Regions from separate parts of the Mus musculus genome. Here regions 1 and 3 are each linked to region 2. A link is a loop called in an ENCODE intact Hi-C map of the cell type or tissue named here. Cell type or tissue: gastrocnemius. All regions are shown on one strand. Region 1 overlaps Rrbp1 (ribosome binding protein 1). Region 2 overlaps Dstn (destrin). Region 3 overlaps Rrbp1 (ribosome binding protein 1).

Region 1 (2,500 bases), 62 kb after region 2:
CGACTAAGTGTGAGAATCCCAGATGATAACCAAAGACACCTCACAGTGGGTCCTGACAGAAGCACAGGTGGGGACTGACGAGGACTCACGGCAAGGACATTCATGGTCTTAGGGACTGTCCAAAACCCATTCTGAAGGTCTTTCCCTCAAACGCAAATACCATTCCTCTGGACCTTCACAGCGAATGACAGGGACAGTGCTGAGTTCCAAGCACAGCATCTCCACAGGAAAGAAGTCATAGCCCAACCTTAAGCAGATTCCATGACCTGTCCTTAACCACCTCAGCCAAACTGAGCTGTGCTCTAGAACAGTCAGGACCCAGGCCTCTAAGCCTCTTGGGAGCCCAGTTCCATGTGATCATCTACATTTACAACCAAAGATCCTGGGAATAACAAAGGTAAGGACTGTCTAACATCACCACAGCCTCTCCCCAACCAGACATTTATAAACTGTGACCAAGAAATCTATAGGAAAGTACAAGGCTCTCAAAGGAACTAGAACACACCCTGCCCTCTTCCATCCACAGCCAAGACAGGCTCTGGGCAGCATGGTAAGTAGAGCCTTCACTCCCAGATCAGGTGGCCCTTCCCAGAGCATGCAAGCCAATGACGAACAGCTACATCTGAGCCCTAAATGGTCACAGACACATGTGGGGTTTCCAGTGCCCTGGCAGCAAGCACAGAAGCTGTGGAGAGTTTATTACGGCTTTCCCCTTGGATGGAGGAAAGAATACTCTATAACCAAACTGGGAATATATGTGTATTAAATGGTACCCTACAGACTAAATGACTATTTTCCTCTTTATACTTATTTTTCTTTTCTCCAAACTTCAACAGAAACAATTTTATACCTGAAAAAAATGCACACATCACAACAGTTATTAAGACAACTATGGAAAGCAAGCTCCCTGCTTGGGCTTTCAGGCAGAGGGGCTGAAGACCAACGAGACAGTTTCAGCAGCAGTCAAGATTTTCGTTAGAGCCCACAGAGAAAGACCATGGCTTTATCATGGGCTTGACCACAGAAGCCTGGACAGTAACTGAAGACCCAGCACTGCCACAGCCAGCAGTCACTAAATGGAGATTTCCAGAAGAATGCCAGCTAGCAGCTCACAGTGAACTTGCTTCCCTGGGGGATCTATTTACATTCTGTTTGGAGGTAGAAAGGGACAGAGGGACAGAGAAGAAGTGGGAAGAGGGCAAGAAAATGGGGGCTTGGGTTTTGAAGAACTCTTACACAAAGGTGCTCAAAGCACCTAGGGTTTTGTTCAGAGATTCAAACCCTGACACACAGTTAGCGTCAAAGAACAAAGGTTACCAAGGCTTGTTTTGAGTACACACCTGGTGGCTTCAGCCTGAAAAAAAGGGTGAAGAGTTAACTGTCTGGAGGATGGGAAGGGGTCTGAGGAGGACTGCCGTGGCGGCCCTGTACTGCCATCTGCTGGCCACATGACTTCTGCCAAGTCTAAGCTCTGGCTGTGTAAAGCAGGTAGAACTGGGCTGTGAGCAGCATAAATGCAAGAAATGCAACACCAAGCACCTGGACAGAGAGCCTGGCTACACAGCATGGCTGCCAGGACGGGTGAACAGGCGAAAGGTGAAAGAGGAAGGGAGCAACTGCAGCCCAGCCAATGGTTTTAAAGAAAGAGCTCTGATCTGCTCTGTACACCCTGAATAGGTTTTCCTGGAAGCTCTGATAACCCTTCTTTATCTCTTCTGTCTCATGCCCCTGTCAAGTTACAGCTCTTTTTACACTGCATTTCCTACTACACATCTGCCCGCTCTGTAAGTAGAATGGTGTCCTGCAATGCCACACACAGGAGCTCAGATACCTCCACCAGCATCCATCCACAGGTCACCCCTAGCTTCAGGGCACAGAAGCATCTTTGACATTCATCTTACCTCAGCTTACAAGCACTTACCAGGTAACAGGTGCCAGGGCCTGGGTGGGCACTGGCATCTTGTGGGAGGCCTGAGAACTTCTAACTCCCCGAAAGGACTAACAAGGTTTCCGCCGCCAGACAGGCTCCAGGAACACAGACTGGAGCTCCATAGTGGAGTTCTGTTTCTTTTCCAGTTTTTTTTTTTAATACTAATACAAATAGAAAAACTAGAGAAATGTAAAAGGGTAAATGAAAGATACAAAAAAAGTACCCACAATCCTATCTCCCAGTGGGTCTGTTCTCCCATATAGACCATGAGAGACTCACAAAAAACCTACTTCTTTCTGTTTTCTACATTTTGGAGGGTGGTGGGAATCTCTTGGCCATGACATCATGGTCACCTGGCCCCAGAATGATACCAGCCTACCAGCTGGGGAAGGAGAGGGTTTTCTTCAAAAAGCTATCCACAGAGTATGATAAAAGTACCAGAGCCCCTGTCTCACTAAATAAAGAGGTTACGGGCTCTGTGGTAGAGTCCTCATCAGACCTGGGTCTCAACTCCTCTTCCTCTGAGCAAGAAACAGGCCTCACTCCGATTAACAGCTGCCTCATTGTAGA
Region 2 (2,500 bases):
TAATCACAATAAATGTCTATAAAAGCCCCTTTCCACAGGAGGGAAGTGTATCTTCTGTTTGCACATGGCAAACAACATTTCTGTGTGTGTACTGGGTGTGTCAGCTTCCTCATAATGTGCAAAGATTACCAGCCCGCTATAAAATTCCTAGGCGTATTTGCTCAGTTCTACTGGGTACAGCTTGGCACATCGCAGGTAGATTTGGCTCGTCTTTTCTTTAACCAAGGAATGCATTTGCAGCATAGTTTTATGGCCCTCTGGAAAGTTGGGATGTCGTTTTGCCTTGAGCTAGAGTTAAGGAATATGCCATAATCTAACCTTTCACTTAACATAGATGGGACTCTGCTCCAACAAACTGAGCTAACTGACCTGGACTGCATTACAAGTGTACTCTACTACTTGGTAATTAGGAAAAAAATACTTTTAACAATTCAGCTAAATAGGTTGGACATACTTTGTTTTTTTGAAACAGGGTTTCTCTGTGTAGCCCTGGCCATCTTGGAACTTGCTCTGTAGACCACACTGCCTTCAAACTCAGCCCTACCTGCCTCTGCCTCCCAAATGCTGGGATTAAAGGCATGGGCCACCACGTTGTTTGTAGCCGGTTTACCATGAAAAAGGAGATTGTAGAGCAGCCATTCTTGAGTCTGCTTTTGGGTGGTAAAACCCTTTTGAGGGGTGGTAGTTTGCATATCAGATAGTTAGTTACTTTGCAGTTTGTAACAGTAGCAAAATTACAGTTTTGAAGTAGCAGCCAAAATAATGTTATGGTGGTGGAATGTCATAACCTGAGGAAATGTGTTAAAGGAAGGATTAGGAAGGCTGAGAACCTCTGCCTGAAGGGATCAATACTGCCTGCAAATCACTTTTCATCTTTAAAATTAGTAATTTTGAAGTGTTAAGTAGTAAAGTATATCGGATAATGATCCCTTTTATCAAAAACAAAAACAAACAAACAAAAAAAACAATGACAGTTTTGGGTGTTATCACCGTAGCTAAGTATACATCATCTACCTGGTTAGTCTTTTCCTTCCCTTAAGAGGGTCCCACTCTTGCATCAGAGATCTTACAGAATTGGCTCATTAAAGGAAACGATTTCATTCAGGATGTTGCAAATTCAAAGAAGTTTCATATGGAGAAACTTCTCTAAGAAAAAGAATGGGAACCTTGGCAGATAACCCAGGGAGTCCTGAGGGAGGACATGAAAAAGTACAGTGGGCCTTTCCTGTCCTCTTTCGTTCTTGTTTTTGTAATTGAAATGGTCTCACTGCTAACCCAGACTAGCCTCAGACCTATAGGTATGTGCCTGCCTCTTCCTGTGATCTCTTTCCCAGAACACAGAATGGGGGTGGATTTCTCAGCCACCAGTGCTTTCCAGAGGGTTCAGGTCCAGTTCTCTGATGTCACCTAAAGGTGATAGATTTCATTCTTTGGTACTGTTACGCTTTTTTTTTTTTTTTTTTTTTTTTTGTAATTTCTTTATGTGTGTGGATGCTTTACCTACCTGTATGTCTGTGTGCCATGTGTGTGGTGCCTGTGGAGGTCAGAAGAGGGCATCAGATCCCTTTGAACTGGATGGTTGTGAATTCCTGTGTGGAATTGACCTCAGGCTCTCTGCAAAGAGCAGTAAGTACTCTTAACTGCTGACTGGGCCGTCTCTTCAGCCCCTTCACGGTCCATGCTTTGATTGTACATGCATGCATTCTTAATTCATGCTGCAATAATGTGTTACATTTTATATTATATATATGTGTGTGTGTATCTCTATATATACATACATATCATATATATCATATATATGCTGTACTTGCTTAGCCCCTTTCAGCTTGTCAAAAATCTTGTGTTCTTTTGGGGAGGGTGTTGATTTTTATTATATTTACTTAATTTTGGGGTGAGGAAGGGGGGCTTGAGACAGTGTGTGTCTGCATAGCCCTGGCTGTCCTGGAACTCACTCTGTAGACTAAGCTAGCCTCAAACTCAGAAATCCACCACCACCACCACCCGGCTTACATTACTTCACTGTGTTCCTACCCAAGCTTGCAGAGATCTACTTGTAGCAGTCAGAGATCAACTGGGTGGAGTTGGTTCTCTCCTTCTACCATGTGGGTCCTGAGCAACAAACTCGGGTCCTCAGACTTGGTGGGCATATGCCTTTACTCTGAGCCACTTTAGCAGCCCAGGGTGCTGGATTGAACGAATATTTATTATTTTACTGTAAAGCTGTACATGTTTATTCGCCCCTCTGTTACTGGACATTTTAACATTTCTTCAGTTGGTTTATCTGTTTAAACTTTTCACCATAGTTGATTTAACATTATTATGTATTCTTTGTCTTGTCCCTGTTTGTGTGTCTCTTGGTATAAACACACAGACTCTTATATGCATTCTCTGTTCTGCTGGTATGTCTGACTTGGTGTTGTATCTATAACCTTTTGGTGGCTTGAATAAGAGATCGCCCCTCGTGAGCTCATGTGTTTGAACACTTGATCCCCAGCTGGTA
Region 3 (2,500 bases), 49 kb after region 2:
GATTACATCAAAGGATTCCCAAGGCTGGTTCTATGCTATGCCAACTGGGTAGGGATATCTATAAACACTGCTGGAACTTTAAACTTCAGTCCATCCTGGGACAAGAAGCCAGGACAGGAGCCATCAAGAACCTCAAAGTATATTTTACACTTCTTTTCTGTCAAGCCTGGGAGGTGACTCTAGGGTCAGGGTTAGAGCCACCTCCTGATGCCTATGCTCTGGGACCCAACCCAGTAGGCCTTGACTGCCCTGGTCCCTGAGGAGCTGACTGACTCGGTGAAGGAGCTGCCGGTGAAGGAGCGAATGAAAAGAGCCCCTTCCTTTCTACAGAGTAAGCTGCAGTCTTGCACAGCTCATCCTCCAAGTCATACTGCAGAACAGGTGCCACCATCATGCCCAGGAACAGAGAAGCAGCACTGCCTCAGCCTAGGCTGATCTGGCTTGGCACAAGCTATTAGGAACAGAAGCCATTGGCTCACAGGCTGACTGAAGCCCCGTGAGTGTTACCCGGCATGCTATGAGGACATCTCCCTCTTTCGGAAGGAGACTGGGCAACCCCTTGAGAAGCCACAGGATCTGCAGGGAGTTAGTTAGCCTGCTGGCCACTGCAGGGCTGCAGGATCTGCAGGCAGTTAGCCACTGCAGGGCTGCAGCAGCACACTGGGAGCCAGTGTAGAACAAATGCAGCACAGGAGCCAAACTCTGAGACCCAGATGCTGACTCTGTCACATGCTGGCCAGGGAAATGTTGAGTAGTTGTTTCGCTCTCTGTGACACACACACTTCCTTGTGAGTAAATGGCAGATGCCAATAGTCCTGCCTCACATGGTGGGTTACATGGACAATTAGACCTATACTGATACTGAGCACTTACAGCGATACTTAGCACATATCATCCTTCGTATGCTATTACTCTTCTTAACAAGCGAAGGTCAAGCAAGGTTCAAGCCCCAGACACCGACTCCATCCCCAGCTGTCTGCTGTGACTGGGAAGGGACAACTCTGTGACCGGGCACTGTTCCTGCTCTGCAGTCAGGTCTGGCGGGCAGTGAACAGGCACTGGAGTGACTACCACTGCTACTCACCTGCAACTGTAGGACCTGCTTCTCAAAGGTGGCTGCCTTGGCTTCCAGCGCCTTCCGTTGTTGCTCCTCCTGCCGGGAGGCCTCTGACTTCTCCACTAGCTCCTTGTTGACCTTGCTGAGCTCCTGTCGGAGCTTTGCCAGTTCTGTGTTCTGCCTGCAAGACAGTCCCCAGCCCCAGTTGAGAACAGTGAGCAAGCTTGGCAACTGCTCCCTCCTTCTGGCATATCTGCCCTTTCTTATTTTAGTGTCCAAGTCTTAGGGCCATTAGTAAAGTGATTTTTGCATGTCAACCATGTGGCTTTTGGTGTTTTATTGAAAATGGGTTGCCAATACAGTATGTGGATCATAGAGAGCAAAAGGCCCCTCCCAGACACCACCGGAAACACAAAGGCAAGACCCGTGCATGTCACCTCTGCTCACTCCCTGCAGTATTCCCCACCCCCACCAGGCAGTTTCTAAATTGAGGGGAGGCAGCAGCTGACAACTGGGTAACATTTCCTCAAGCTCCAGAGCTTTCTCCAGAAAACAAGCATCAGTAAACTCCACATGACAGAGAATGCCAGGGTTCTTCAATCCCATATCCTCCCAGGGAGGACTGAGACCCCAGCAGGTCCTTGTAACACCTACACTCTCACCCTCAACAAATCTGCTTTAATCCTCTGCCCTGTACCCCACATAGAGGGTGCAATAAGAATGAACATCAAAGTGTCACTAAGCCCGGGAAGTAAGATGCCAGCACAAGCCAAGGACAGAGAGGCACCTGATATTTCCCCCTGTCCCTCCCCCACAATCGCCAGCTGCAGGCTAGCATATATCAGCTCTTTCTAAGGCATCAAGACATGGGGGCTCTTAGACACCTGCTAAAGACTCAACTGCTCAGAACCCACATAGAAGCTGGATGTGAGGAGAGCAGGAACTCACAGGCAGCCCTGCATATGACTGCCACCCAGCCCTATATCCAGAAAGGCACTAGATTTTACCTGCTGTAGCCTAAAGAAGACTCACTAAGTCTACTCAAGCTCTAAGCCCTAGGGAACGTGCCTCCACAGTCTTTACATGAGACACTGGCTTACTTACTTGCTTTCCACCTGGCTGGTAGCCTGGTTCAAGGCATCCCTCAAGATGGAGTTCTCCTGCTGTAGGCGGGCCAGCTGGGTGTTAGGGCCATTCTCCAGCTGTTCCTGAAGAGTCCGGATCTGAAAAGTTGCCGACAGGAGCATCAGTGCATCAGCCACACAGAGAACTGACTGTGGACCTCCATCAGCAAGGTCACAGCTCAGAGTGAACACTCTGGAGGCTGTATCTGCTCCAAGGGAAGTCAGGAATGCTCATAAAGCAAGGGGCCCACACACTGCCACTCCAGTGCCAGGGTCTCAGGGACAAGTGTGGGCCTCCTTCACTCTCATACATAACACA

What was found. Peaks named below come from ENCODE experiments on the same cell type or tissue, not always from the same donor. Only the 100,000 strongest peaks of a DNase experiment are listed, where the experiment ranks them.
Region 1: it touches region 2 in a loop (2.4-fold over the local background); 3 of 42 quality-filtered maps call a loop at or near these places.
Region 3: a loop joins it to region 2, with 2.1 times the contacts of the local background. A loop is called at or near these places in 2 of 42 quality-filtered maps.

What each region holds. Positions count from the first base shown.
Region 1 is chr2:143,979,545-143,982,044 of GRCm38, forward strand. The region is part of intron 2 of Rrbp1 (ribosome binding protein 1); the gene reads right to left. Among named protein-coding and RNA genes, the nearest start is that of Rrbp1, 30 kb to the right of the region's middle. In gastrocnemius, a CTCF peak has its summit at 1,445 (motif pointing left); a DNase peak (open chromatin) is centred at 1,445.
Region 2 is chr2:143,917,738-143,920,237 of GRCm38, forward strand. The region is part of intron 1 of Dstn (destrin); the gene reads left to right. Among named protein-coding and RNA genes, the nearest start is that of Dstn, 3.7 kb to the left of the region's middle. In gastrocnemius, a CTCF peak has its summit at 1,560 (motif pointing right); a DNase peak (open chromatin) is centred at 1,543; H3K4me3 peaks cover 558 bases; H3K27ac peaks cover 662 bases.
Region 3 is chr2:143,966,356-143,968,855 of GRCm38, forward strand. It overlaps Rrbp1 (ribosome binding protein 1), which reads right to left. Exons shown (of 24, transcript NM_024281.2): 6 at 2,162-2,280; 7 at 1,085-1,238. Among named protein-coding and RNA genes, the nearest start is that of Gm33804, 28 kb to the left of the region's middle. In gastrocnemius, no CTCF peak of the experiment used is centred here; no DNase peak of the experiment used is centred here; H3K27ac peaks cover 1,556 bases.